Linked DNA regions of Mus musculus: all the other regions are linked to region 3. A link is a loop called in an ENCODE intact Hi-C map of the cell type or tissue named here. Cell type or tissue: heart. All regions are shown on one strand. Each heading gives the region's core, and the rest is flanking DNA. Links, peaks and the distances in the headings are about the cores only.

Evidence for each region. Peaks named below come from ENCODE experiments on the same cell type or tissue, not always from the same donor. Only the 100,000 strongest peaks of a DNase experiment are listed, where the experiment ranks them.
Region 1: it touches region 3 in a loop (12-fold over the local background); 11 of 42 quality-filtered maps call a loop at or near these places.
Region 2: it touches region 3 in a loop (9-fold over the local background); 2 of 42 quality-filtered maps call a loop at or near these places.

Annotation. Positions count from the first base shown.
Region 1 is chrX:150,704,439-150,714,786 of GRCm38, reverse strand. It overlaps Gm33991 (a long non-coding RNA gene), which reads right to left and starts at 4,213. Exons shown (of 3, transcript XR_387093.1): 1 at 4,129-4,213; 2 at 3,284-3,476; 3 at 2,381-2,809. It also overlaps the pseudogene Gm15131. In heart, for the core only: a CTCF peak has its summit at 5,163; no DNase peak of the experiment used is centred there.
Region 2 is chrX:150,807,367-150,817,714 of GRCm38, reverse strand. Maged2 (melanoma antigen, family D, 2) reads left to right here and starts at 3,370. Exons shown (of 13, transcript NM_030700.3): 1 at 3,370-3,486; 2 at 4,978-5,044; 3 at 5,401-5,892; 4 at 6,533-6,841; 5 at 6,971-7,034; 6 at 7,292-7,371; 7 at 7,918-8,012; 8 at 8,389-8,468; 9 at 8,563-8,605; 10 at 8,932-8,994; 11 at 10,029-10,143. The coding sequence starts at 5,000. Gm24907 (a small nucleolar RNA gene) reads left to right here and starts at 9,729; the gene lies at 9,729-9,856. In heart, for the core only: no CTCF peak of the experiment used is centred there; DNase peaks (open chromatin) are centred at 4,044 and 4,624; H3K4me3 peaks cover 2,777 bases; H3K27ac peaks cover 1,882 bases.
Region 3 is chrX:151,112,400-151,122,747 of GRCm38, reverse strand. No RefSeq gene overlaps it. Among named protein-coding and RNA genes, the nearest start is that of Tsr2, 21 kb to the right of the region's middle. In heart, for the core only: CTCF peaks have their summits at 5,125 and 5,761; no DNase peak of the experiment used is centred there.

The DNA.
Region 1 (10,348 bases), core at 1,560-9,559, 410 kb after region 3:
AGAGGAACACTCCTCCATTGTTGGTGGGATTGCAGGCTTGTACAATCACTCTGGAAATCAGTCTGGCAGTTCCTCAGAAGATTGGACATAGTACTACCGGAGGATCCAGCAATACCTCTCCTGGGCATATATCCAGAAGTTGCCCCAACTGGTAAGAAGGACACATGCTCCACTATGTTCATAGCAGCCTTATTTATAATCGCCAGAAGCTGGAAAGAACCCAGATGCCCCTCAACAGAGGAATGGATACAGAAAATGTGGTACATCTACACAATGGAGTACTACTCAGCTATTAAAAAGAATGAATTTATGAAATTCCTAGCCAAATGGATGGACCTGGAGGGCATCATCCTGAGTGAGGTAACACAATCACAAAGGAACTCACACAATATGTTCTCACTGATAAGTGGATATTAGCCCCAAACCTAGGATACCCAAGATATAAGATACAATTTCCTAAACACATGAAACTCAAGAAAAATGAAGACTGGAGTGTGGACACTATGCCCCTCCTTAGAAGTGGGAACAAAACACCCTTGGAAGGAGTTACAGAGACAAAGTTTGGAGCTGAGATGTAAGGATGGACCATGTAGAGACTGCCATATCCAGGGATCCACCCCATAATCAGCATCCAAATGCTGACACCATTGCATACACTAGCAAGATTTTATCGAAAAGACCCAGATGTAGCTGTCTCTTGTGAGACTATGCCGGGGCCTAGCAAACACAGAAGTGGATGCTCACAGTCAGCTAATGGATGGATCACAGGGCTCCCAATGGAGGAGCTAGAGAAAGTACCCAAGGAGCTAAAGGGATCTGCAACCCTATAGGTGGAACAACATTATGAACTAACCAGTACCCCAGAGCTCTTGACTCTAGCTGCATATGTATCAAAAGATTGCCTAGTCGGCCATCACTGGAAAGAGAGGCCCATTGGACACGCAAACTTTATATGCCCCAGTACAGGGGAACGCCAGGGCCAAAAAGGGGGAGTGGGTTGGTAGGGGAGTGGGGGTGGGTGGCTATGGGGGACTTTTGGTATAGCATTGGAAATGTAAATGAGCTAAATACCTAATAAAAAATCGAAAAGAAAAAAATTTCTATGAAGAATTGCATTGGACTTTTAGTGAGGATTTCATTGAATCTATAGATTCCCATTTTCACAATATAATCCTGCCAATCCATGATCATACCTTTATGTCTTTCAGTACTTATCTCTATTTCTTCTTCAGAGTTGTAAAGTTTTCATCATATAAACCTTTATCTTCCTTGCTTAGACTTACTGGAACATTTGAGGGAGGAGCTATTGTGAATAGGATTGTCACCCTGACCTCGAAGTCTACTTGTCTTTTTGGTTTAGGGAGACTACTGATTAATGTGTGTTCACTTTATATCCTACTAGTTCTTTGACTGTGTTAATCATCTGGGAGATTTCTGGAGTTTTCAGGGTCTTTTGCTTATAGAATAATCACTGAGAATGAGAATCCTTTGACTTCTCCCTTTCATCTTTTAACCCTTTTCACTCTTTATCTTGTCTTGTTGTTCTACCTCATCAAGCACTTTATTAAACAAAAAGGGAAATAGTGGATGGAGATCCTTTCTTGTTCTTGTTTTGGGTGGAAATGCTGTTTGAGTTTTTCTCCATTTAAAAGAATGTTGGCTATAGTGCTGTATATTGCCTTTATTATGTTATGAAGGATGAAGGGTATTTTTGCTTTACATAACATCAGGCCTGTGACAACAGCCCTAGAAATGGCAACAGGAATGTGAGGGGGGCTGGTCACACTGTATATGCAATGAGGAAACAGAACAATTCCACACCGTTTTGTAACCCCACTGAAAGATTACAACTAGGGTCCCAGTTTCTGAATGTCTTAAGCAGTGCTGTTTGCCTTTCAGTTTCTGGATAATGGCTATCCTGACAAATATGAAGTGCTGTTTCATGGTTTGACTTTGCATTTCTCTGTAGTGATTTTGAGCATCTCTTCACATTTCTATGTTCTCTTTGAAGAAATGCCATTTCAAATCCTGAGCCCATTAAGAATTATAGTATTTTGTTTTGCTACTGACTTATAGGAGATGTCCTTGTATGTTAAATGTATCAAGTCAGTTCTGGTCCCGTTATCATTGACTGATACTTCTAATTATCTCTCATATACTCTTTTATTTTTGGATAACCTGACAGTTAGGTGCTGATACATTTTATTCCTGTGGATATAATTTATCTTTACTCTTGGACAAAGTTAATTAGGAAATGTTTCCTTATTTAAATCATAGAACTTCCCTCATTTGTTGGTCATTTTTGAGGATCCTTGTCCTTTGTTCCTTGATACCTGCAATCTTCAAACCTGTTGTTCCATTAATCTTGACACTTGGGGGCTTTGTTTGGGTGATAGAATATATCAAATTATTGTTCTTTCTTCGTTTGCAGAGTTATAAATAGCAACTCCTTAGATCCTTCTTATTAAGATTTAAAAGCTAAGGACAGTAACTATCTTATAGGAATAAAACAAAACAAAGAGGCCTGGAAGGAAGGAAGCCCAGGGAATGTATGTGACCAGGCCCTCAGAGCAAGGGGCTCAGTTTGCCCCTAAGCTTCCTGACAGCTGGAGCAGGAAGGAGGAGGGAGCTGAATTCCCATGTCTTCATTTTCTGCAGAAAGGGAGGCTCTGGGACATTTCTAAGTGGACACTTGTCTTGGACTAAAATTCCAGAGGAGTTGATCTTCACACTAGTTGAGCAAATGTCCGGAACCAAAAGTTGCCCGTGATTTCAGGAGGGTCGAAGAGGCTCATTCAGAGGCACCATTCTGAGTGGTAGGGAGAAGAGAGGGAAGGAAGGCCAGAAGTTGTGTCTCAGAGGAGAGCCCCACTAGCCTGCCCTGTCTCACAGCAGAAAGGAGAGGAGAGGAGCCCAGCTCTGCCACTGTGTCTGTCTCTGTCCTCCCCACCCACCTCACTGGTCTCAAGAGAAGGAGACTATGGCTCCCCGTGGAGCTGGGCCATGAGAGTCCTTCAGACACAGGCCTTGGCTGGGGTGGGAAGTGAGGCAGGGAGAGGTTGTGAGTGGAGAACAGACCCTCTACCTCATGATGCTGGGGGCTGAGGGAGCACTGGGTCTGGCAGGCAGGGTGTGATGGATGGGGGCAGGGCAGAAGCTGACCAAGGGGCTTGGGACAGAGTGACAGTGAGCAGCAGGAATGGCAAGCTAGGCAACTGGGGCAGCCCGGAGTGCCAGGGGCTCCAGGTCTCACCCTCCCCACACATTGCCCGGAAGTTCTTACTGTCTCCATTCATGGCTGTTCTCTCTGCTGAGCTCTCCGTGCCACATGCATGCCCATACAGGTGAGGGTGACTTGCGCCCATCCACACCAGGATACAGAGGGGAGAGACCTGTGTCCATATCATCTTCTCCCCAATGCTGCCAGACCAGTCTGTCTTCTCCAGCTCAGGCATCATGGCCGACTTCACCATCCACTATGATGTGGGCATGGAGGACATGGGAGGCAACAGGCAATGGTCACAGATCAACATCTCACCATCTCATACATTATTCCTCTTCCTCCCTGTATATCTGACTTCATAAAAACCTATACACAGCAACATAAAAGTTATACTCATTAACAGGACCTCACCTAATATTTCAATATGCACACATTCTTTGATACTATCTACATCTTCAAACATTTACCATTTCCTCAGTATAAAGCCCGGGGTGGTGGTGCACGCCTTTAATCCCAGCACTCGGGAGGCAGAGGCAGGCGGATTTCTGAGTTCGAGGCCAGCCTGGTCTACAAAGTGAGCTCCAGGACAGCCAGAACTACACAGAGAAACCCTGTCTCAAACAACAACAACAACAACAACAAAACCAAAACCAAAACAAAAAAAACAACTTTTCAAAATTCTTTCTTCACTCTTTTAGAAATGTCTAGTATATTGCTGTCTATGTTCCCCCACCATGCATCTTGCTCCAGTCTACCTCCATATTAACATTTCCTTCATTCCACATTCCCTTTCCTGGTCTTTTGTGTCTACTGAGTCCTCCCTTTGCCCTCACTTTAACCACCACTGCGTACAGGTAAAGCTGACTGGCACCCATCTAATAAGACTGGAAGAAGCCTGTACTTACAACATCTACCATTCACTACTTTGATGCTCGTGGCTTTCACCAAATGATGAATCTTGGAAAACTTTAAGGTCCATCATTGGAGATGTGCAGGTGAGAAGACCTGGGAAAATACCAAGAAAATGGGCTCCGGAATGAACATCTTTTCTCTGTTCCCTGGTTACATGAGTAAAGCCAACTCCCATACTTGGCTAAGGTCTCTAGATTCAAAGTAAATGGAATATTTGACATGAAAAAAAAAACATATAAAGGCATATGTGTACTAAACAAGGTAAAATTGAGGCTTCAGATGACTGAATTGGATGGAGTATGTTGCCAATGTTGTCAATATGCTTCATTTTCTGAAGGAATAATAACAAATTCCTACCACCAAAAGCATTAGAATGGGAAGCAGTAACATACATTTGTAGATATTTACAGTTTGTGATAGCAAAACAGAGCACATCTAGCCAAAATAAAAGGAGAATTGAATTAACCTTTGTGGATGAAGCTTGTGTGTGTGTGTGTGTGTGTGTGTGTGTGTGTGTGTGTGTGTGTGTGTGTGTGTAAAATAAAGGACATTGATTTTTCTTTACATAGCCACGAAAACATGTTCCTGAACAATCCCTGAGCTTTATTTGGTCTCTTCCTTCTAATTTGGAAACATCAGCATTAGTTAGACTTTACTTCATGTCGTGGATGAGCTAATAGTTTTTCAGAAGGAAAATATGGGGAAATAAGGAACAAAAATAATTGCCCTGGGTGACATTAAGACAGCAACATTAATGTAATAGAATACAAGGGAGAAATTCTAGCTGCTCTGAAGCTGAGAAACCATAGATAAGGAAATAAAAAGGCCACAGGAGGGAAACATATATTTGGGGTGAGATAGAACAAGAATGAGGCCTCCACTTTCTTTTGAAGGGTGTGGCTCTGCAGGGATGGTTCTAGTCATAAAAGATAGTATATGGAGACGAATACTACAGTAGAAGACCATGAAACAGCATGGCAAGTAGAAGGAAGCATTTCTTCCCTCGAAACGAAGCAGAGTATACTGCCACCAGGTGGCTGGCAGAGTCTTATTTTTCTCTGAGGCAGCGGTGATTAGTTAACTATGACTGTTGGGCTTTTCCATTTATGGAAAATGTGAAGTGCTGAATACGGAGTAAATTTAGATCCCCCTTCTTATACTGGAGATATTTAATAGTCTCTTAAAGGGAAAAAATACTATGGGAGGATGCTTCAATGACAGATGTAAACATGTAAAATATGTAAAATATATCTGAACTTAATTACCAGCAGTAAAAAAAATCAAAGCCATCACGTTGAATTGTTAAGTTGTACTTTACCTTCTTTCTAACAGTGACTCTTTCTTTTACTATCACATTGGGTGGTACACACTTAATTTTGTCTATTTATTGACCCCCTTCCCCTTTGATCCTCTTCAGCTACATGGAAGTATGAAGTGGGGGATCCAATATTCCGTGCTGGCATCATTGAAATATTTTCTTCTTATGTGGCTTTTGCTCATTTGCTTGTACTAGTTTCTCATGCATTTCCCTTTTCTGGTCATAGACTTCAAACTTCCTTTCCTAGGAAATATGCCCTTGTTTGTGCACTGCTTTCAACCACAGGAAACATGAATTATTTGCCTAAATCCTATACAGACAATTCTTTACTCTTGTAAAATATGAGGCAACAGGATTTTGGAACCTTGCCAGATACTTGTTCTCTATACCATGGGTGGGGTGGGGTGGGGTGGGGTGAGTAGGTACAGTATTATATTTTCTTTCTAATTTTCAGACCAGTATGTAAGCTTTACATCTTGGCCTATGTTTTACCAGGCTTATCATTTCTCTCTTCTGAGTGTATAGTGACACATAAACATTCTCTATAGTTAAAACTTCCTGATATCTATCTATGTATCTATGAATCTATCTATGTATCTTTCTATCTCTCTATCTAGTTAGAGATAGAGAGATAGAAAGATAAAGTTTCTAGATAGAAAGATTGTTTTGTTATGCTGAGAATTAGTAAGGATTAAACTATTTTAATTAATTTATTTCTTGATACATCCTTCTTTTTATCTTTTAAAATCTAAATATTTATTGGCCTCTTGGCTAAATTATGATGTAAATCCCATTCTCATACTGAAGAAATTTAATGCCATCCGGCAGGATAAAAATGACCTTGGTGGGGATGCTTTACTAGCAGATCAAGGCTTTTAAAAATCAGAAGTCAAGAATTAACATTGCTATTTTCTTCACTAGCAACATCCTGACTGAGATATAGAAAAGGCAAAAGACATTCTAAATAGGGAGATGTCCAATAAAGCTATGTATCAGAGTGGGACAAAGAAGGCAAAAGAGAGGATTTGGAGACTGTAAGGCTTTGGGAGCAGAGATTTACAGATTTCAGGGCATGCATGTGGGGCCTCGGGAAAGGCTGAGACAAAGGATGGACACTGAGGTCATCCAGGAAAGCAAGTGGTTCCAGGAAAAAGATCTGGGGGGGGTGGGGGAGGGGAGGCTAGCTGAGGACCTAGAATGGGACTGGGCTCTTTGGGGAGGATTTCTAAGGTTAATGGAGAATGCTACTAAAATTATTGTACTGAAGACAGAGCACAAAATATGTGTTTATCTTTAGAACAATGAGGCATTTCAGATTCAAGCTGTTGATTATATGGGCAGTACATGGAAGCATTATAAAGCATGCCAGTCCCTCACAGTTCTTTAGCTCATTCACATACATTAAGGATGACATCACCACACCAGAGGTCAGATTACGACAAAACAAACTGTGGCATACCCCAGTACTGAGGAGTCAATTCTATACTTCAGCTAAACAGTTTTGTTCGTTACAGTTTACTCTGAAGAGAGTAAAGCCAGATGTTCCTTACCTTATTACAACCAGGGGGAAAGCAACCAGGGGGAAGTTGAAGTCTATGATCAGAAAAAGGAAATGCATGAGAAACTAGTACAAGCATGGACAGCCTCTTAGGAGAGTCAAAAAAGCAAATGGGGCCTTTCTGCTCTGCTGTTCTCCTGGGCAGCCGTGGCGCCCAGCCGGAATGACATGATCCTGAAGCCCTACTCCCACAAGGATTGGCAGCAGCGAGTGGACACTTGGTTCAACCAGCCCGCATGCTAGATCTGCAGGCACAAGGCCCAACAGGCGAAAGCGCGTCGCAATGCCCCTTGTCTCGCGTTCGGCCCCATCAGGCCCACGGTGAGGTGCCCTACAGCTAGATACAACACCAAGGTCCAGGCTGGCAGGGGCTTCAGCCTGGAGGAACTCAGGGTGGCTGGTATCCACAAGAAAATGACTTGCACCATCGGTATCTTTGTGGACCCAAGGAGGCAAAACAAGTCCACTGAATCACTGCAGGCCAACGAGCAGCTGCTGAAGGAGTACCGACCACTCCAAGCTCATACTTTCCCCAGGAAGCCTTCTGCTCTGAAGAAGGGAGACAGTTCTGCTGAAGAACTTAAGCTGGCCACCCAGCTGACAGAACCTGTGATGCCCATCCAGAATGTGTACAAAAAGGAAAAGGCCAGAGTCATCACAGAAGAGAAGAACTTTAAGGCTTTGCCAGTCTCCGAATGGCCCGTGCCAATGCCTGACTCTTTGGTATCTGAGCAAAAAGGACAAAGGAAGCTGCAGAGCAAGACATTGAAAAGAAAAAGTAATGTGCGGTTGGAGAGTTGCAAGAAATTTCCCATAAAGAAAAAAAAAAGACAAAAAGAAAGAAAAGAAGATGGGAAATGGCTTTGCTCTGTGCTCCTCAAAGGCCTACCATCAGTTTGTATTTGGGGAGCACAGCTATACAACCAAGAATTGGATTAAATAAAGTTAGATATGTGTGCTATATAGGATTGAGTCCAGTCTGAGCTTCATAAGGAGTTTCAAACACCTACAATTTAAGCAGTTGCTTATGTGAAAGGATGCCAGAGTGCCATGGGAGAGACTTTGCCCTACTGTCCTTCCATCTCTTGTTTTCCTCTGAATAAAGAAAAAGGAGGCCCCAGACTTAACATCACAGAGTAGCCTCAGCGACCAGTCAGCCTTGGACTCACTGGCCTGAACAGATACTAAACCTCAGAGGTGGGGTGGGTGTGTGCTGGCCTTCTCCCTTTCTCTTCTCCCCACTGACCCAGTCCTCAGGCTCTGCAGAGGGAGAGGGAGAGTGGGGACAAGGGACCACCAGCCAATCATATCAGGACAGCTCAGGGCATCCATACTATGTGCAACTAATCCCCTCTGGACAAACAGCTCAGTTAGCCTTTCCTTTCCTGGCTTTGCCCAACAATTGCCGAAAGTGGGAAAGAGGAACTCTATAGGCTCCTAGCACCTGCTAAATTATAGAGCTATACTTAAGGTGCATATCTTTCTACTAGTTAAATCTTACTATACAGCCCAGTTTGTCCCCAAACTCAAAATCTTTGGTCTCAGTTGGCTGAGTGTAGCCTTTAGCCTTTATAAGCATGTTGTCACTCCTGTCCTTCCCCATATCTGATCCTGAATCCCCCATTCCCCTCCCCACTCCCCCTCCTTTCCAGTTTCCTCCCTCCATCTGTCTCTTATGCTCTACCTCAGGACCCAGTTATGCCACTCCTGGGCATGTAACCAACATATGCTCCAATATCTCAAAAACTTACTTGACTATGTTCATAGCAGCCTTATTTGTAGTAGCCAGAAACTAGAAACAACCTAGATGTCCCTCAACTGAAGAATGGATAAAGAAAATGTGGTACATCTACAGAAGGAAATAATATTCAGCTATTACAAACAAAGACACCAGGGATTTTGCAGGCAAATGGATGGAACTTGAGAATATGATCCTGAGTGAGGTAACCCAGTTCCCAGAAGACATGCATGGTATGTATTCACTTATAAGTGGATATTAACCATAAAATAAAGGTACCATGCTACACTCCACAGACCCAAAGAAGCTAAACAAGAAGGAAGACCCAAGCAAGGATGCTTGAATCTCACTTAGAAGGGTTATTGCCCTAGCCAGCCTGGGTTTGTAATAGAGAACATGTGCTGTCAAAGGACAAGACAGCCACACAGGGCCTGGGTCTTTTGTTTGTTTGTGGTTAAGTTGGCAGCACCAGGCTAGAAGGGATACTAATATCTTCTCCTGTGCTCCTGAGATGGCCTCTAGAAAATTAACTTCGGGGAAACAAGCTTCCAGAATGGGAGCTTGGATACAGGACTAGGAAAAGGTACCTTGGGACAAAGAAGAAAACCAATTAGAGGTTCTATGAACTTGGCTACTGTACAGGAGGGTCTCAAAGATATATTTCTAATTTTTTCATGAGAAAAAGTCTACCTCATTGTCAGGTCATGAAAGGGTTTAAAAAATGGTAAGGTTATTTTTAAAAGATTCAGTAGAGGTGTCTGTGGCCAGCCTTTGCAATTGCTGTAGGCAAATGGGAGAAAAATCAAGAGGAAGGAGAAGGAAGGAGAAGCTCACACTGAGGCCTGTGCTCTTAACACTGATGCTCAGTCCCTGATCTCAATGTAGTCTTTACCTGGATCCTACCCCTTCAAGAAAGACCAGGACACTCTAGTCAGAGGCTGTTGGGGATTTTATAAGCATGTTGTCAAAACTTTTCATCTTTGGGTCTAGAGGCTCATTAGTTAAGAAAACTAGTTGTTCTTGCAGAGGACCTGGGTTCAATTCCTGGCACCCTCATAGCCTCTCATAATTGCCAATAATCTCCCGATCTCTAAGGCAAAAGGCATACATGTGATAGTTCACAGACAGACATTCTAGCAAAAACACTCATACACATAAAAACAAACAAACAAACAAACAAACAAACTTTATCAGATCTTTTGGAAATTGAGAAAAAAAGCTACTGTGGTGTTGAACTAATCTTATGGGCTTGCTGGGAAAATGACTTTAACTACATTCGGAACTGACTCACATTGTACAATGGAATGATGTAATCTTTAAGTAGGTCCTCTGGGGCCAATGCATGTTCAAGTACTGCTAAATGAACTAATGCTGTTAAATGAATTGCAGGAAGAGATGTGTTAAGTATGTGTAACACTTCTCTTGCTTCTAAGGGATGTTCCAAATGGGGGTCATCCACAATTCTAATAGCACTATAGGGATAGATACAGCACTGAGTGCCTACCTTAGCTACCCCAGCCCAGTCACATAGTAAAATACATTAGGATAGCCTAGAAATTTAAGACAGTAGGGAGGTACATCACAGTCCAAGGGGAAAGA
Region 2 (10,348 bases), core at 1,532-9,531, 310 kb after region 3:
GGAGGAGGAGGGGGAGGGGGAGGGGGGAGGGGAAGGGGGCAGGGGGAGGGGAAGGGGGAGGGGGAGGGGAGGGGAAGGGGGCAGGGGGAGGGGAAGGGGGAGAGGGAGAGGGAGAGGGAAGAGAGGGGTAGGGAAAAGGAGAGACTGAAATGGAAAGACTATCAATAAGGGTAGAGGAAAAGTCCCACCAAGCATGAGGCATGGGGCTTTCCCTAGTACTGAGAAAGGATGTGGTGTCTGAAGGAGAAAGTCTGATGACCAATTTGTAACCTGCTATGCTGTGCAGCTTAGGTGACAGAAGGAATAATAAGTAGCTCTGGAAGGACTCTTTCTTTTTTCTTTTTCTTTTTCTTTCTTTCTTTTTTTTTGCCACTCTTTCCAGAACCTTCTCTGAATTTAGGGGAAGAAGGTTTTGCTAGGCAGGATTGGTGGTAAGGATATTCTGCACACCCTCTTTCAGCTTCAGGTGTCCTGTAATATAATTACCCCTGCATAAGCCAGTTTCATCCAGGCGTTCTATGCTAAGCAGTATTTAGCCAGGGTTCTTTATTTCCTTAATTGAAACATCTAAAGGTAATTCAGCTTTTCATGTTTTCCCTATGCTGGTATGTGGGACCTATGTAATCACAGGAACTTTCTCTTTTATTTAAAAATTTTTTTTATTACACATTGTGTGTTGGTGTGCATACATGTGCATGTGTGTGCGGCCCACGTGCGCGCGCACACACACAAACACACACACTGTGGTGCACATTTGGAAGTCAGAAGACAACTTTCTACCATCCATTCTGCCTTTCCACCATATGGGACTCTGGGCTCAAACTCAGACCATCAGGCTCTATGGGAAGAGCATGTGCCCGCTGACCATAATCCCCGGTTTTTTTGTTTTGTTTTGTTTTGTTATTTTTTTCCTGATTGTCTATGGTCATTGCAAACAGGCCTAGGGCATAATGACTTGGGCTTTTCAGATTCTGTAGACTAATGCTGATGATCAAAAGATTCTACAGTTCATAAGAAGAAAATGAAAGAAATTTTCCTTAGTCAAACAGTAAAGATTTTTTTAACTAATTGGTTTTTCTCTTCAGATAAGGTTGCCTCTCAAGGTCCTAAGATAAGGATATTTATGCCATTGTGTTAGGAAGGAAGTAAAAGAGAGGAAGGGCATTGCCCGGCTGATGAACATGAATTGAGCTTACTTCATTAAATTCAATAGTATGCAAGGTTCTAATTCTGTTCCTCCAGAGACCACAAGTGAATCAACATGGAGTTCTAAATGTTAGAAATTGTTAACAGAGCACACAGAAAGCAGTTTCATGGGAAGAAGTTCCTAGGTGAGAGAACACATCTTCTGATAGTAAAGTGTGTTGTTTAACTGGTATATGGGCAACTAGATATAATTTTCAGAAGAAAAAGGTTGGCAAATAGAGATAGGTGTTTCTTGAAAATCCACTCACTGTCATGAATACCAATATGACACTGAGAACCACCAGGAAACTGGGGCACAGTGTAGACTCGAAAATACAATGGCTGAATGAGGCATACATGTTTCTCATTAAAGGAAATTCAGCAAAGTTGTCAGGAATTAAGTTCTTGTTATTTACTGCACTACTACCCTAAAGTATACAAGTGCCAATTTCTAGATTGATACCCTCTACTCGGACCTTTTTCTTGATTCTCAGACAGGCTTATCCAACTGCCAATTTGACATTTCTACCTGGATGTACCACCAGTGCCATAAAATCAATGTTCTTTTCCTTTTTAACTCCATTATTCCATGACTCACTGAAAGGGTCACTATCTGCACTATCTGTTAAAGAAAGATGCCAATATTTGACTATGTTCCTCCTTCCAATCCACCCCTCCACAATCCAATTACTCATCAAGTCCTAGCAGTCCACCCCGCCCCCACCAATCTCCTCACTATCTCCCCTGCTAACACTCTAGGCCAAACCACAAGCACTGCTTGTTTGGATGACTACCAAGGTCATAGCTATGCTCTCTAGTTCCAAGAAGACACTTAATCCCCATACAACACCTAAGATCTTCTAAAACACACACCTACAACATCTATGTGGTGACCAGCTGTAGGGTGCTTTCATAGACCCTCAGGACCCTCAGGTTTGAGAACTTTATTTTCTTGGTATTGGAAGTTTTCCATAAGTTGGATAGGATAGGAATTTGGGGCACCAGAATTGGAAGAAAATGAGAGACTATTCATTTGTGCTCAGCAGAGAGAGCCTAGGAGATAAGAAAGTAGAAGGGTGACATTACAAACTTGGGGGAAGTAACAGTTTATAGGAAATGAAACGAATATATAAACCCGCCTTGATGATGTGTGAAAATGTATGTGAATCAAATTGTCCATAAAGCCATAAGGATTGGCTATCTTTCATTTGTCCAGTATGGGCAAAGGTGACCTCAAGAAGCAGACTTCTGACTATTTGTGTATAAGAAAGATCTTGAATTTTATTTCTATAACTACCGTGAATTATAGTTTATAATAAGCTTTTTCTGGGTCTGCATTCACCTGCTCTATTGCTAATGATATTTTGTCTACTTCTCTTTGTCTTTACATTTTATCTTGTTCTCATGAAGACACCCAGTTGTTTATGTGAATTTATCAGGCAACAGAAGTGCCATTTCAAACTAGTGAAAAACGTTATTGAGGGTGAATCTGTCAATGCCATAATAAAAGTCATTACTTTGTACAGTTAACTTACGCTGAAAATGGTAGTTTTTTCAAATGAATTGAATCAGCAAAACATAATAAAACAACAAAACAGTCCAATATAGACACCAGGATGGTCCTTGTAGCATTGTTTGTAATAGTTCGAAAAGGGGGAAACAACCCAGAAAGTACACGAAGCTGAACTAAGTAAATAAATTATAGGACAGTTATACAAGAAAACATTATACATTTCTAAAAAAACATATGCTAAGGGAAAGAGGTTTGAATATATAACTTGAAAAAAAGCAGTTACAGAACAGTAGGTAACTAGTATAGCCGGTGTAGGGAGAAAGTGCACATAATCAGACTACAAATTAAAAAATTAATGGAGGAATGTCTATCAAAGTACTCAATGTCATGAGTATTTCTGAGGAAGGAGATTAAAGATAGCTTTTAATTTTCTGTTACATATTTCTGCATTTCTCTGGTTTTCACATGACAACACACTACTTTTGTAGTAAGAAAAATAACGATATAAAATAAATAATTTCAATGAATGAATCGTTTTCGTGGGGGCAGTTTGGGTTGGAAGGGCTTCAGACCGAACCTGGTACAGAGGCATAAACATGGGCTTTGGCGTCAGACAGCATTGAGCAGGGCCCCATTGCCCCACCCCCGAGGAAGGGGGCGGGGGGTAGGGGGCTGCGGAAAGGGGCTGGGCTGGGCTGGGCTGTCTGCAGCTCTAGTCCAGGAGGCTGAGACTTCGAGAGGGACTGAGAGGAGCAGGCACACGCATCCCAGACTCACTGGAGGACAAGGTGAGGGAACAACATTGGGCTTTCCTGGTGAGCAGACAGTGGTTCTAACTACCTGAAACCTATAGCTGGGCAGGTGGGCAATTCTTATTTGACCACTATAGCTGGAGCAGAAGTGCTGCATTTGATGCGGTGTGAGAATGAGAACGACCAAGAAAGTAGTAAGCTGTATATGAACTGGACAGCAGAGACTGGCAGAGGTGGAGGGGAGAAAAAGGGGAACTGTGCATGCTTGGAGGAGAAGGAAGAATATGGGGAAATAAGAAGGGGAAGGCGAGATCCAGGGACAAGAATAGGGGATGCAGAGAAGGGTTAAGGGACACTGGGGAGGGGGGTTGCATAGGTAACACAGAGAAGGATGTAAGGAATGGGAAGAGATTTCTGTAGAGTAAATAGGAAATGCGATGGGAAATAGGGAGTCCGGAGTTAGGCAAGGGAATAGGGAGGGGGGGAATAAGGAGTGTTGAGGGGGGAGGGGCAGACGGGCTGGGACGGAGGCCCCCTAGGGAGGCGGAAAGGGGCGGGACCACTTCCGGCCTTTAGTGGGGAGGGCAGTATCTGAGTTTCGGAGGGGCTTGGAGAGAGTGGACACACTCGGGAATTGTAGGAGGACGAGGTAAGTCATGGGCCCCAGCTTTGGATGAGAGCCTGCTAGGGGTCGGCCCCACCCTCTGGGATCTGGAGAAAACCTGCCTTAAGAGCCAAATCTTACCGAATCCATCCAGCTAGGAAGGGAGGGGACTGGACCCCGTTTGGCTGGGCCTAAGATGGAATCACTAGTTCAATCCTGAGTTGAGGAGGGGGTGTTACAGGGAAGGAGCCAAACCAATTTGGGTTTTACCGTTTGGAGGGGGGCGTGTTAGGATAAAGGGCGGGACCTGGAGGCTCTGTGAAATTGATAGGGTGGTTGTGAGTAGGGGAGGGGCTAGGACCACCAGACACTGCGACAATTTGGATGGAAGGTTTGTTGGGGAGGGGGCGGGGCTGAACAGCATTGCGGACCTGGAGAGGGGCGTGTATAGGAGTTGGGTGCTGGACTGAGACCGTGGACATTGCGCATGCGCTTTATGTATAGCTAGAAAGGGGCGTGTTGAGAAGGGCTCGCAGAGACTGGGCCAGCTGCTGAATGCGCATGTGCACGGTGGACTTCAAAGAACGGGTTTGTACTGGGAAAGCAGGCGGGGTTGAAAGGGCGCTGCAGAAGACGCGCATGCGCACTCTAAGCCTGCGGCTGGGGGGGGGTGCGCTGGGAAAAGGGGGCGGGGTCCTCAGAGCTGCCGCGCTGGCACATCTTCCTGGAGGAGGGGAGGGTGCGGCTGCAGAGAACTGAGACCTAGAGACAGAATTTCTGTATCTGAGCACCTACTGGTTGGGGCTCCGGGAGGGGCTGGGCTTTGGGGCCCTAAAGAAGGTGAGGATCAGCTTCTAGGCAGAACAAGGGATACGACGTTCAGCGGGCTCTCCACTTGACCCAGGCCTTCTCTTTGAACTCAGCTTTGCTAGGTGAACTTGAGACATGTCTGACACAAGCGAGAGTGGTGCAGATCCAGCTCGCTCTCAGGTAAGACCGATACCCCCCCCCCCCCTTTCTTGCTGCTTGCCTTTCAAGCCCCTTTTGCTGCCCTAAATCCTTGGAGCTTCTCCTCCCATCCTTGTCATTCTCCACCCACTTCTTTGCCTGGGTGCATCCCCTCTCCCCAGTGGAGGGGAGGCCAAGAGGAAGGGAGAGAGGGTGGGCGGGCCCTTGGTTCTGTCATTACTTTTTAACTGGGAAGCCTGTTTAGGCTGGGGTGGTCAGAGCACACCACAGGTAAGAGTCTTTACAGGTCAGAGAAGTGTAGCCACCTAATTTTGGGACCATTTGCCTTGTTGAGGGGTGGGAAGAAGGTCAGTGAACTTCCTTGCTTTCCCTTGCAGGGCAAAGCTTCAGAAAAGGACAGCGGCTCCGTGATGCAGGACCTGTTGACCGTGACCCAGAACTTGGAGGTCTCAGAAACACCAAAGGCAGAAAAGGCACCAGAGGTTTCAGAGGCTGCAAAGGCTCCAAAAGCCTCTGGGAACCCAAAGGCGACAGAGGTCTCAAAGGCCCCAGAGGCGTCTGAGGCAGCTGCCACCCAGGCCTCACCTACCACACAGCTGAGTGAGACCCAAGTTCTGGCAACTGAAAACAAGAGTCCAGCAGCTGACACCAAGACGCAGAAGTCTGACCTGCAGGCTATGACAATGCCTACAACCCCGACCAAAAAGGTCAGCTGTGGTACCGATCCAAAGGTCAATACAAAGGCTCCGGAGACTGAGGCTCCTGCCTCTCAGGCTGGGACAGATGAACCAGAGCCTGAGGGTACAGCTGTCCAGGTTCAGGAGAACCAGGATACTCGGCCCAAGGTCAAAGCCAAGAATACCCAAAAGGTAAGACATACCCATCCTTGCTTCTCCACAATCTTCTTGTTCATTTGTCTGCCAAAATTAAAACAATTCCTGTGTTCCTGAAAGACCCAGCGCACACTAACAGGAGTGTGTCACAGTTCTTGTATCCACAGAGCTCACAGGCTGGTGGGGAGATGAGGCAGGCATATACATAGCTTCATGCTGACTGGAATGCAGCTTTTTATATGTACAGAGTAGCTGTACACTATAGACCTTGAGGTAGGCTTATTCACATGTGTAGTCTCATATCTGAAAGTAACTCCTTATGGTACCATTCTGTATGGCAGGAAACTGATGCCCAGAAAGAAAGAGGACTGGCTCGTCAATGGTGCTAGAAGCAGAGTCAGGTCAGGGGTGGATGTGGGAAGACGAAAGCCTCAGGCCTTATTTCTGACTTGTTCCTGATCCACTCAGGGAGGAAATTCCCAACTGGTAGTCAGTGATAAGCCCATGACTCAGGATGGCTAGTGTCCAGTGAGGCAGAGTCTTACTACAAGGGCAGGGTTGTGGGGATGTATCCTAGAAGAGACAGCGTTGGGTGTGCTTTCCAGAAGAGACTGAGTTAAGAGAAAGAGCCACCTGCACCACTTGCTGATATTGACCTTCCCCTCTTTCGATGCAGGGGAAACACCCGGATGGAGAAGAGGATGGCAACAGTGACCAGAGTCAGGCTTCAGAAGCCACAGGTGGTCGAAGGGTCTCAAAGGCCCTAATGGCCTCCATGGCTCGCAGAGCTTCAAGGGGACCCATAGCCTTTTGGGCCCGCAGGGCATCAAGGACTCGGTTGGCTGCCTGGGCTCGGAGAGCTTTGCTCTCCCTGAGGTCACCTAGAGCTCGCAGAGGCAAGGCCCGAAGAAGAGCTGCGAAGCTACAGTCATCCCAGGAACCTGAGGCACCCCCACCCAGAGATGTGGCCCTTTTACAAGGAAGGGTATGGACTCCACCCTCTACGTCTCACCTTTTCAATTGTGTTGCCTGATGTCTTCTCTGTTGTGCTTTGGAGTTTTCTGTGTTTTGTTTTTTTTTGTTTTGGTCTTTTCATCATTTTTCTTTCTCCTAGGCAAATGACTTGGTGAAGTACCTGTTGGCTAAAGACCAGACAAAGATTCCCATCAGACGCTCAGGTAGAGTCCTACAAACACGTGCTCTCTCCTGAGCTCTGCCTTCTCTTGTCTTCTCACCAGTGTGCTGGGGACAGCCTTCATTCTCACGCGCCTGTCCCTTTTCACAAAGTTCTCCTAACAGTGGGATCTCTATTGAAAAGCCCCCCCACAACTTGGTTCTGCCACCCATGGCTTGGACAACAAAGGGTCTGTTGATTGGGCATCAGGGTTACCTGGTATCTCTACAGCACAGATGCTTGCAACACTCTCATTTGCAGATATGCTGAAGGACATCATCAAAGAATATACTGATGTATACCCTGAAATCATTGAACGAGCAGGCTATTCCTTGGAGAAGGTGAAGGGACAGCCCTGGGGGATGGGTGCACTGGGGAAGCTTTAAACAGAAGAAAGGCATATGAGCACCCTCCTGGAGGAAAGCAGAGACCTACTGCATCCTCATCACTGTAGAGTTGAGCACATGGTGGCCTAGGGAGGGGCAGCCACTGACCACACAGCAAGTCAGCTGTGGAAACACAGCTAGTGCTAAAGCTGTGCAGCTTAGTCCTGGCTTCTGCCTGCTGCTGGATACACCATCTCATGTGTTGCAGATGCTCACCCCTCTGTCTCCCTAAATTCCCCCTGATTACAAAGATGCTATGGATAACCACCCTATGTTTGTTATGTGTATAAATAGCACATAACTATGTGCTTTATATACAATAGTCCATTACTTTCTTTCACACACAGACACACACAGACACACACACACACACACACACACACACACACACACACAAACACACACATTCACATGTGCAGAAAACCCTTAGCTATAAAAGAAACTACAGAAGCCCTGGAAGCTGAATTTTATGATTTTATAAGTTTTTCTTCCTATCCATAGGTATTTGGAATCCAATTGAAAGAAATTGACAAGAATGACCACTTGTATATTCTTCTCAGTACCTTAGAGCCAACTGATGCAGGCATATTGGGAACGTAAGCCGGGAAAGTGCTAGGGTGGGAATGGGCCTCTGCTTCCACCCATCCATCCCTCTCTCCATGGCCTATTAGAAGCTCAGGAAAGAAGGACTAAACACCCCTGTCCCCACTCCCACACACGCTGGATCCCTGTGGGTAGTAGTGGTATTAGACTTGCTTGGGTTGACAGGCATCCTTCCATGTCCTAACCCTATGTAGGAGTAGCATTTTGGTGTGTAGAGAGCTTGGCTCAAGAGGGAATGCATCCTGCCTTAGGTCAGGCTGGGACCATAGAGTAGGCTGAATTCTCTGTATCTGAGGGATCTAGGAGAGGGCAGCCTAGCAAGCTGCTTTACAGATGATGGCTCATGAACGTAAACTTTCTTTATCTTAGGACCAAGGACTCACCTAAGCTGGGCCTCCTCATGGTGCTTCTTAGCATCATCTTCATGAATGGAAATCGGTCCAGTGAGGGTGAGTGGATGGGCATGCAGTTGAATAGGTAGCTGTTGCCTGAATTCCAGATGCTCAATTTCTGTCTTTGTCTCCTTCTTGCCTCCTCTTGCAGCTGTCATCTGGGAGGTGCTGCGCAAGTTGGGGCTGCGCCCTGGGTATGATTGGGCTCTCTCAGCGCTTGCTGTCCGTGTTGTCTTTTGGCAAGAGAGGACGCTCCCAGGATTGCATCAGCCTGGTGGTCTGGTGGAGCTGGGGGTGGGGATTCTGGGCTGGGTAGTGGGCCCAAGATTTTGACCCGTGTGGATGGGGAAATGGCTCTTGTCTCTGCTCACTCTCTCAACCATCTCTTGAGCTTCCATGGAGCTTTCTCTGTGCTGTAAATCTCTTTTCTGTCTTGGAATTAAATGCCTCTGCCATCATCTGGGAAGTGTACCAGATCTGATTATATTTATTTGTTTATTTGAGCTTTCTATATTCCCAGGATTCATCACTCACTCTTTGGAGATGTGAAGAAACTCATTACTGATGAGTTTGTGAAGCAGAAGTAAGTGTCGTTGTCTGCTGTTGGACTCTACCTTGCATTTTGTCTATTTTGATAATGGACGTGCCCCAAGCATATGTTTGCATGGGTGCATGTGTATAGGCCAGTGGCAGGTTCTTTCTGGGTGCAGTCATAGATTTCTGTTTCATACGTGGTTTTAGAACACCTCTGTGAGGGAGGGGTTATTAACAGCTTTGTACATATGTAGAAATAGTCTAAATGAAGTGAAAAGTCATTTGCTCTGGGTTACACAGGTGGCAAATAAACACTGTGTTTAGAACATGTTTTTTTTTTTTTACTTCACTAAGTAGTACTTTATGAAAATTAACTTCTGCCAGGTGGTGGTGACACCTGCCTTTAATCATCAGGAGGCAGAGGCAGGTTGGTCTTTGAGTTCAAGGCTAGCTTGGTCTACAGAATGAGTTCCAGGAGAGCCTTCAAGTCTACATCCCCCCCCCCACACACACACACACCCTGTCTCAAAAAAGCCAAAAAATTCCATCAAAATGGCCTTGACTGGTATCCTTAGGCAGCCTAGGACAATGCTGGGTACTGACTTGTTCATTTGGGATGACTTTTAACTCCTGGTCATCCTGTTTCAGCCTCCTGAGAGCTGGAATTGAAGGCATGAGCCACAATACCTTGACAGTCTTTTTTTTTGTTTTTTGTTTTTGTTTTTTTTAAATGGTAGATCTTGCCAGAGCCTGGTTAGTCCCCCCCTTCCAAATTCTGGCAGTGTGGTGTGCTCAGAGCAGGGACGGTGAAAAGAGGCCTCTCTGTTTACAACACACCCAACAGGAATCTGGCACCATGTAACAAGGAGCACAACACTCATGTCCTCCCTGTGAGCAAGTGCCCTGCACGTTTCTCCCTAGTTCTTCCATGTGGCTTCTGGGCATGACCAAAAGGATACGGTTCCATTTTGGGGAAGGGCTAAAGGATTTAGTTGGGAATGTATGCATTTTCAGCCTAACTAGTCCATTCATGAGTGGTTCACAACTGACCCTATAAATAGACTTTGATTCTTTTCTTTAAAGGTACCTGGACTATGCCAGAGTACCCAATAGCAATCCTCCTGAGTACGAGTTCTTCTGGGGCCTACGCTCTTACTATGAGACCAGCAAGATGAAAGTTCTCAAGTTTGCTTGTAAGGTAATTGAATGTACTTGGCACATGAAGGTCATGGGGTGCCCTGGGATGGGCATTCTATGTTCAGAGTGTCCTGAAGTTTATATCTGGACATTTTAAAGCTTCTGAGTTATCAAACAGTGTGACAAGCATGATACCTACATCATTTAATCCTTACACCTGATAAGGCGTTTTTTGTACCACCCATGTGAAAACAGCCTCAGAAAAG
Region 3 (10,348 bases), core at 886-8,885:
AAAGGTGTGTGCCACCACCACCCTGCTTAGTCAGGGTTTCTATTCTTGCACAAACATCATGACCAAGAAACAAATTGGGGAGGAAAGGGTTTATTCAGCTTACATTTTCCTCACGGCTGTTCTTCACCAAAGGAAGTCAGGACTGGAGCTCAAGCAGATCAGGAAGCAGGAGCTGATGCAGAGGCCATGGAGGGATGTATTACTGGCTTGCTTCCTGGGGCTTGCTCAGCTTGCTTTCTTATAGAACCCAAGACTACCAGCCAAGAATGGCACACTGTTTTTGTCTTTCTGCTCCTTGTTCAGTACATTGTCATCTTGGACTATCTTGATGACTCAAGACAGATTTACATCTTTTTATGTCTAAACCTAGCCACTGTAATACAGACAATATTTATAAATATTGTCCAAGATTGTGTAAATTTGACATTTGTTTTTACTGTTTCCTTTGCTGTTTTGATTTTTGTTCTTTTTCTTTTTTTTTTGAGACAGGGTTTCTCTGTATAGCCCTGGCTGTCCTGGAACTCACTCTGTAGACTAGGGTGGCCTCGAACTCAGAAATTTGCCTGTCTCTGCCTCCCAAGTGCTGGAATTAAAGGCATGAACCACCACTGCCTGGCTGTTTTGATCTTTTTATTTGATGGAGTCCCACTTATTTTTTTCTATTATTGCTGACAACTGTTTTAATTAAATGTTATTAAGACCCAAAAAAGTATGTCCTTATGATTCTATGGATTTTTTTGTCTCCCCCTTTTTTGTTTCTGATTTTGTTAATTTGGATATTCTCTCTGCCTTTTGTTCATGTGGTTAAAGATTGCCAATCTTACTGATTCTCTTAAAGAACCAACTCTTTATTATATTAAATCTTTGTATTTTGTTTGTTTTTTGTTCATATTTTATTGATTTTTAGTCCTGAGTTTGAGTATTTCTTGCCATCTACTCCTTATGAGTGTAATTTTTTTCTTTTTGTTCTAGAGCTTTCAGGTGTCCTGTTAAGTTACTAGTATGAGATTTCTCGAATTATTTTATGTAGGTACTTAGTACTATGAACTTGCCCCTTAGACCTGCCTTCATTGTGTCTCCCTATAAGATTGTGTATATTGTCTATTCATTTTCATTCAATTCTAGAAAGTCCTTAATTTTTTTTCTTAATTTCTGTCTTGACCCATTTTTTTTAATCCAGTGGAGAGTTGTTCAGGTTCCATGACTTTGTAAGCCCTCTGTTGTTGATATTCAGCTTTAATGCATGGTAGTCAGATAGGATACAGCGAGTTACCTCAATTTCTTTTACCTGTTCATGCTTGCTTTGTGTATAAGCATATGGTCAATTTTTGAGAAAGTTCTGTGAGGTTCTGAGAAGAAAGTATATTCTTTTGCATTTGGGTGAAATGTTCTATACATATCTTTTAGGTTCCTTGGTTTATAATTTTAGTTAATGCCAGGCTGCATCCTGCCTGCTGCTGGGGTGCCTGGAATGATGCTAGAATACCATTCAGGGGAGGCAAAATTCAGTCCATAATGGTGGTCTTCAGTCCCTGTTTCCTGAAGTGGGAAAAAGCAGAATTTGGAGTATGGGACGATTGCTGTGGTTCCCAGCACTGCAGGCAAACTGCTGGAAGTTGTGAACCAAGCAGGATCCCTGGTCCATGCTTACCCTAAGGGCATCCACACACCTGGCAAGAAGGGGAAGACAGAGCCCAGGATGGAAGTGGAACTTGGTTTCCTTCCTAGTGAGTGCTGAGAGTTCAGAGGGGCTGCAAGAGAGAAGGCCCTCTCCTGGAGATTTAGACGTGGCTCTTAACCTTTGATGAAGAGATAGATGGCCCTTACTTGTTCAAACTGCTGTATTTGAAGGTGGATGTGAATATACACCTCATTCAGGATGAACCAAGGATTAAATACCTTTTTTGAGAAGGAATGCCTAGGAAGGGAAGCTCATTGGCTGAATACTCCGGGCTTCAGTCTTGTTACCCCCCACCCAATACCTGATCATGTTACCCTCTTCACATACCCCATCCCCTTTTCCTTCCGGGTTCCTCCCTCCCTTCCCCCAACCCCTGCTTCTCCCTCCCAAGTGGGACTGAGGCATCCTCACTTGGGCACTTCAGCTTGTTGAACTATGTTGAGTTCTGTGGACTGTATCTTGGGTATTCTGTACCTTTTTTTTTTTTTTTTTGACTAATATCCATGTATTAGTGAGTACATATCATACATGTCCTTTTGGGTCTAAGTTACCTTACTCAGGATGATATTTTCTAGTTCCTCCTATTTGCCTGCAAAACTCAGGATATCCTCGTTCTTAATAGCTAAGTAGTATCCCATTGTGTAAAAAACAAAAAAACAAAACAAAACAAAACAAAAAACCAAAACATTTTCTGTATCCATTCTTCTGTTTCAGAACATCTGGGTTGTTTTCAGCTTCTGGCTATCACAGATAAGGCCACTATGAACACAGTAGAACTTGTGCTCCTGTGGCATGGTGGGGCATCTTTTGTGTATATTTCCAAGAGTGCTATAGCTGGGTCTTCAGGTAGATCTATTTCCAATTTTCTGAGGAATCTACAGATTGATTTCCAGAGTGGTTGTACCAGTTTGCAATCCCACAAGAATTGAGGAGTGCTCCTCTTTCTCCACATCCTCTCCAACATGTGTTGTCACCTGTGGTTTTGATCTTAGCCATTCTGATTGGTGTAAGGTGGAATCTCAGGGTCGTTTTGATTTGCTTTTCTCTGATTACTAAGGACTTTGAACATTTCTTTAGGTGCTTCTCAGCCACTAGAGATTCCTCTGTTGGGAAATCTTGGTTTAGTTCTATACCCCATTTTTTGATTGAGTTGTTTGGGTTTTTGGTGGTTAGCTTCTTGAGTTCTTTATATATTTTGGATATCAGACCTCTCTATCAGATGTGGTAACCCCACATCTGATTTTTTTTCTGAATCTGTAGGTTGCTGATTTGTCTTATTAACTATATTCTTTGCGTTACAGAAGCGTTCCACTTTCATGTGGTCCCATTTATCAATTTTTGATCTTAGAGTGTGAGTCACTGTAGCTCTATTTAGTAATTTCTCCCTGTGCCAATGAGTTCAAGGCTCTTTCCCACTTTCTCTTCTATTAGATTCAGTGTATCTGGTTTTATGTTGACGTCCTTGATCCATTTGGACTTGAGCTTTGTGCAAGGTGACAAATATGGTTCTATTTTCATTTTTCTACATATAGACAGCCAGTTAGACCAGCACCATTTATTGAAGATGCTTTCTTTTTTTCCACTGTATATTTTTGGCTTTTTTTGTCAAATATCAATGTGTGTAAGTGTGTGGTTTTATTTCTGTGTCTTCAATTCTATTCCACTGATCAACGTGTCTGTCCCTGTCCCAATACCATGCAGTTTTTATCACTATTACTCTGTAGTATAGTTTGAGGTCAGGGATGGTGATCCCCCCCCCCCGCCTTTCTTTTATTGTTAAGAATTGTTTTCGCTATTCTGGGTTTTTTCCCTTTCCAGATGAATTTGAGAAGTGCTCTTTCCATGTCTTTGAAGAATTGTGCTGGAATTTTGATTGGGATTGCATTGAATCTATAAATTGCCTTTAGTAGGATGGCCATTTTTACTATGTTAATTCTTCCAATCCATGAGCATGGGAGATCTCTCCATTTTCTGAGATCTTCTTCAATTTTTTTCTTGAGAGACTTGAAGTTATTGTCATACAGAACTTTCACTTGTTTGGCTAGAGTTACTCAAGATATTTTATACTATTTGTGGCTATTGTGAAGGGAGTTGTTTCTCTAATATCTTTCTCAGCCTGTTTATCCTTTGTATAAAGGAAGGCTACTGTTTTATTTGAGTTAATTTTATTTATTTATTTTTGGGGGGAGGGGTCGAGACAGGATTTCTCTGTGTAGCCCTGGCTGTCCTGGAACTCACTCTTTAGACTAGGCTGGCCTTAAACTCAGAAACCCACCTGCCTCTGCCTCCCAAGTGCTGGGATTGAGTTAATTTTATATCCAATCACTTTGCTGAAGTTGTTTATCAGCTGGAGAAGTTCTCTGGTAGAATTTTTGGGGTTGCTAATGTATACTATCATATCATCTGCAAATAGTGATACCTTTCTTTTTTTGCCAATTTGTATCCCCTTGACTCTTTTCATTGTCTTATTGTTCTAGCTAGCACTTCGAGTACTATATTGAATAGAAGAAGCTCAGATCAAAGGCCCAGAAAATGTTTTCAACAAAATCATAGGAGAAAAGTTCTCCAACCTAAAGAAGAAAATGCCTATCAACATATAAGAAGCATATAGAACACCAAATAGACTGGACCAAAAAAGAAAGTCCCCTTGGTACATAATAATCAAAATACCAAAAATACAGAACAAAGAAATAATATTGAAAGTTGCAAGGGAAATAGACTAAGTAGCATATAAAGGCAGGCCTATTAGAATTATACCCAACTTCTCAATAAAGACTCAATAAAGCCAAAGGGTCTGGACAGATGTGCTGTAGACTCTAAAAGACTAAGATGCCAGGCTAGACATAGTACTATACCCAGCAAAACTCCAAATTAATATAGGTGGAAAAAACAGATATTCCATGATAAAACCAAATTTAAGCAATATCTATCTATAAATTCAGCCCTAGAGCAGAAGATGCTAGAGGGAAAACTTGAACCTAAAGAGTGAATAATCCAGGCTCAGTCCTTTCTGCTGGGACAGACTGCTAGCTAGTCTGCTCTCCTGAAGACACCATATCCTGAGGCATCCCAGAAGGTGGTACATGTCTTTAATCCTAGCATTAGGGAGGCCAGCCTGGTCTACAGAGTGAGTTCCAGGACAGCCAGGGCTATACAGAGAAACCCTGTCTCAAAAAACCAAAATAAATAAATTAATTAATTAAGAGGAAAATAGCGGTCACTTTTGGAGGGACTTCCCTTTGCAGAAAGATTTAAGGAATACTGGATCTGATAAGGAATTGTTAGGAATGGCGATGGTGGCATTACAGGAAGTGAGGGGTTTAGGAAAATGGTATTACAGAAAAGTAGAAAATGGTATTGGATGGAGGAGAGGATCACTGAAAAAGAGCAAAAGCTGGGAGACAGCCCTGGCCACTGTTGGTGGCAGCTCAGGGAAGCCCCCAGTGGAAAAGGACTGTTACTGCAGTAAAGAAGGGCTACTTTTGGATTTGTTCAATTATGGAGGCTTACATCTTTGAATATTGAAGTCCCTATCACATTAATTTCACACACATTTGTTTTAATTGGTGGTGGCTCGTGCCTATAATCTCAGCAGGAAGATTGCCACCAGTTCCAGGCCAATCTGGGCTTCATGCAGGCAAAACATCTGTCCATACACATAAAATGAAACTGCAAATTTAAAAAGCAAGCAAAATCAAAGCATTTATTGACCGTCTACCACGCATTATGTTCTGGGACGGCAGGCAGAAGTAAGATGAACTGAGTCCCTGTCCTCTCTGTTTATTCTGGTTAGGAAAAGACAACTAACAATAGCATGGATATGTGGTTATATGAACAAACTTCAACTTTAGAAGTTGAAGTATTCATGATTTTGTATTTCTCCAATTAAATGAAAACCACTGTAGGTTTGGACTTTTATTCACCAACAAGTTGTCCATTACCGTGCTCTTGGATGTTTGCTTCCTCTAGCTTATCCAGGAATTGATACACACAGCAAAGGAGGCTGCTCAGATACAAAGGGGTGGGGACTGAAGGATGTTCTACTGCCATGACTGTCAGTGTATGTCATTGCCACAACGTGTCGCTATTGACCACTAGTCAGCTTCCATCTGCCGCTGCGGGCCTATCTGGCCACTTTTCCTACTATATACTTAAATACTCCTCAAAGACAGTACTTGCTCTGTGGCCCTGGGTTCAGACTGAGGCGGGGTTTGTCTGTCATAAACTCCCATTCTCCCCTTTCCCCACGATTTCCCCAGGCATTCTCTTTCAAATTCTGAAATTCCTCTTCTTGCGGAAAAGAATTTGGTTCCCCCTAAGGACATTTCTATAGCAGATTTCTGTTATTGCTGGTGTTTTTGATTCTTCATTCAAAAAAAAAAAAATCTTCCAAACCTAATTTCCCCAAAGAAGATCCAGGCTCTAGTGGACATTTATGTTGTACTTGGTCTCTCAGGATTCATTAACTATTCTTTTGATAACAGAAATCATGTTGTGGGCAGTTTAGTTTAGGGTTTTGTTTTTGTTTTGTTTTCTTTTTGTTTTGTTTTTTTTTAAAGACAGGATTCTACTGTCTCCCACAGGCTGACCCAGAACCAGAGGTCCTCCTACCCCTACCCCCTTGAATTCTGGAATTGTGTGTGCAAACCCCTATCTCTGTTGGAAGATGGTTTTACTCCCTGGTCCTGAGGATGGACCCCAGGGCTTTGTGCACGATAGGCAGGTGCTCTACCATTGATTTACACCCAGACCTTATAGGGTTATACAAATGACAATATCTTCCCATTGGATATGATTTGGGGCTGTCAACTGTGGTATCCTGCCCTCTAGTAAAATTAAATTAAATTAAATTAAATTAAATTAAATTAAATTAAAAAATGTACACAGGCCCCAAGTCAGCTCAATTTAGATTAAGGTAGTGCATTTCCCAAATTCTAATGCCCATACAAATCACATTGGGGTCTTATTATAACCTAGTTCCAAGTCAGTAGGGCTTGAGAGCCTTTGGGCCTACAAAGCTCCCAGGTGATACTGGTCTGTAGATTATCCTTTGAATAAAACAGAAGTGAACAATAGCTAGTATACCTTCATCCAACTACAGCAACCTGGAAACCACATTCTTCAGTATTCCCTTTCATTCTCCATTCTGGAAGAAAAGGGAAGGGGTGATTTCCGTTCAAAACATACACACAGAGACACACACACACACAAATGCCATGCTGGGCATTGCTCCTCCCATTTCTCCTACACTCTTTCTCTTATGGCATAGCTTCATGACAAAGTACTTGCCTATTGTAACTGAGGTTCTGGGTTCAATGCCCAGCATGGTGTGTGTGTATGTGTGTTTGTGGTTGTGTGCCTATGTGTACATGTGTGTGTGTTTAGTGCACACATTTGGCTGTCTATCTGTCCCCAAACAGCAAATAGCCATGTTTAGTGGCTTACACTTGTGATCCAACTTCATGAGAGATGGTGGCAGGATTTCTGGGAGTTCAAGGCCTACCTGGTCTAATAATCAGCTTCAGACCAACCTGGGCTACAGAGTGAGACCCTGTCTTGGGAGGTGGAAACCATGTCTTGAAAAACAAACAAAACAAAATAACAACAACAACAACAAAAACCCCACTTGATAACTTGATAGCACATGTCTCCCAATAATTGACAAGGAGAGGCAGGAAGATTAGGAACTCAAGGTTATCTTTGGCTACATAGCAAATGGGCTACATAAGACCCTGCCTTAAAAATGAACAGAGTGCACAAGAGATTATTCCTACATAGCAGATTTGAGGCCAGACTGGAATGTGTGAGTTTGTTTAATAAAATGGGTTTTCAAACATAATACTGTCATATATTGAAGATAACAGAAAAAATGGACAAACAACAGTATTCCCATTTACTGTTTAAGTTATTGAAAGTATGTGTTCAAAACATTTAACATTAAAAATACAATAGTTTACTGAAGGCTTGAAAGAGATATATTTAAAAGGTGATTAGAGTTTTTGTCTCAACTTCTTACCAGAAAGTAGATCTTCTAACTTCAAAATATCAGGCTGTAGCAGATTGTTACCATTGATATGATTCTTTCAGAAAGTTCTTATTTCAATAAATAGAAATGAAACACACTTTTCTCTATAAATATTAATCTTTGATTAAAACCCTCATCTGAAATTCATAGTTCATGGATACCATTATAGGTAAGACCCAACAGTTAGAAATTCCAGGAACTTTTAAGCTTTGGCTTCTCCTAGGCAAGAGCTATTGTTCTTTTGGGGTTTCCATCTAGGTCAGTTTCTAGAGGGGAGGAAGCAACACCTCTCCATTGTTCATAGAGTGGCAAACATTTTATTTACATGGCTTTTTCTCGAAGGCTTCATATATTTCTTGATATCAAATATAATGAAAAAAATATGTTCCCTCAAATGTTAGTTTACAATAGGCTTATTATTCCATATCCTGTCACAATTTAATAGGGCCCACCTATACATTTAAAAAGGGGGGTTGAGCCGGGCGTGGTGGCACACGCCTTTAATCCCAGCACTTGGGATGCAGAGGCAGGCGAATTTCTGAGTTTGAGGCCAGCCTGGTCTACAGAGTGAGTTCCAGGACAGCCAGGACTACACAGAGAAACCCTGTATCAAAAAAAAATTAAAAATTAAAAAATAAAAAGGGGTTGAATTGCTAATACATCATTCATTGGAATTTTAAATATTAATCTGAGAAAGTGTCCCCTCAAAATCACTCTGTGAAAATTGACAGAAGTTTAGCCCAGCCTCAATACCATACTTATAACTTTTTATTTTAATTAGAATTTCTTGGTTAATCCTCACAGCAGCCCTGTAATATTTGTGTGAATGTGCCCTGATTATCCATTGAAAAAGCTGGGGCTCATAGAAAGGGAGATATTGGTCCCTAGAAATTATTTATCTGGGAGTCGGCAGAGATTTACCTCATAGTGTTCATTTATACAATGTATGCTGTCATGGATGTTGTGTCTGGCCGTATGGTTTATGCATAACATAAGGGTGTCCAAACCAGAGGATGTGTGTGCTCTAGGCAGAACCTAGGTTAAACAGAAGAAAAGTGCCCTGCTTTTTGAGATAGTGTCTCACTAAATAGCACAGTCTGCTCTCAAGGTAAAGTGTGATGGGATCCCTAGGCTCATGAATTTTTATAGGGAAAAGAACTCTGGGGCTGGAAAGATGGCTCAGTGGTTAAGAGCACTGACTGCTCTACCAAAGGTCCTGAGTTCAATTCCCAGCAACCACATGATGACTCAGAACCATCTGTAATAGGATCTGATGCCCTCTTCTTGTGTGTCTTAATATAGCGACTGTGTACTCTCCTACATAAACTAAAAATAAAAATCAAACAAAAAACAGAACTCTGATGGGGCGGGGGGGGGGGGGCACCTAGCCTTTCCCTGGCAGTTCACTTGGGCTTGTGTGCACTTTCTTCTAAGTTCAGTTTGGGTCTCGGTCTGTGGAGCTGGAGCTGTAGCTCAGGATCTGTGTGAGGGCTCCAGTTGAGAGTTTACAGGACTCTTCTGGATGTTTAAGCCTTAGGTATAGATGTCTCATACACCATCCTGCACTCTTAGACTCACCTTCCTCATATGTAAACTTACCTTCTGGCTAACTCAGCCTCTCACTGCTGCGGTGAGTTCTGACCTCTCATTCTCAGTAAAATGGACCAAGTCTTCAAATTTCAAGTCCAAGTATACCACTCTAATCATTTCCTACTCTTCTAGTTGACTTACCTGTCCTATGGGAAAAAATGTTCTTGTTTAAGTCACATTTCCTCCTGGAGAGGGTGATATTAAGGTCAGCTTACAGGTCAGACAGTGGGGGGTGCACAGGTTTAATCCCAGCACTCGGGGGGGGGGGGGCAGAGGCAGGTGAATCTCTGAGCTCAAGGCCAGCCTGGTCTACAGAGCGAGTTCCAGGATACCCAGAGTGACACAGAGAGACCCTGTCTTGGAAAAAGAAAAGAAAAGAGAGAAAAGAAAGACAGCTCCAAGGATTTGAGGGTGTTGTCTCTACAACCACAAAGCACCAACCCCTATTAACAATTATGTGAGCTTGACAGAAGACCCACAAGCCACATAAGATTGTATCCTGGGCCATATATAAAATTGTGATAAGATCCTGCACAGAGGACCTAGCTAACATGTGTTTGAACTTTGTCATGGTGCTGCTCAGGTGGAATCTCATTGCATAGACCAAACTGGCCTATAACTCAGGATTCTCCTAAGCACTTGAGTTGATTAACTTCATCACTTATTTATTGGTGCTAGATATTCGTGATCATTAACAGAGTTATCAACTCCATGTAGAATCTCCTAGGAGAACACCCTCTTGGCTTGTCTGAATGAGTTTCTGGCTTTGGGTTACTTGAAGTGGGAAGACCCTATTCCATGGACTGGGGTCCCAGCTTTCATCTGTGTTCTTCCTGAGTGTGGATGCAATGTGACCAGACACCTCCCACTCTTGCCGCCATGACTTCCCTGCCAAGATAGATTGTACCTTCAAAATGTGAGCACAACCCCCCCCCCAAAAAACTTTCCTTCTTGAAGTTGCTTTTATCAAGTATTTTGTCATAGTGATTGTACTGGCTAGTTTTGTGTCAACTTGACACAGCTGGAGTTATTACAGAGGCATTTTCTCAACT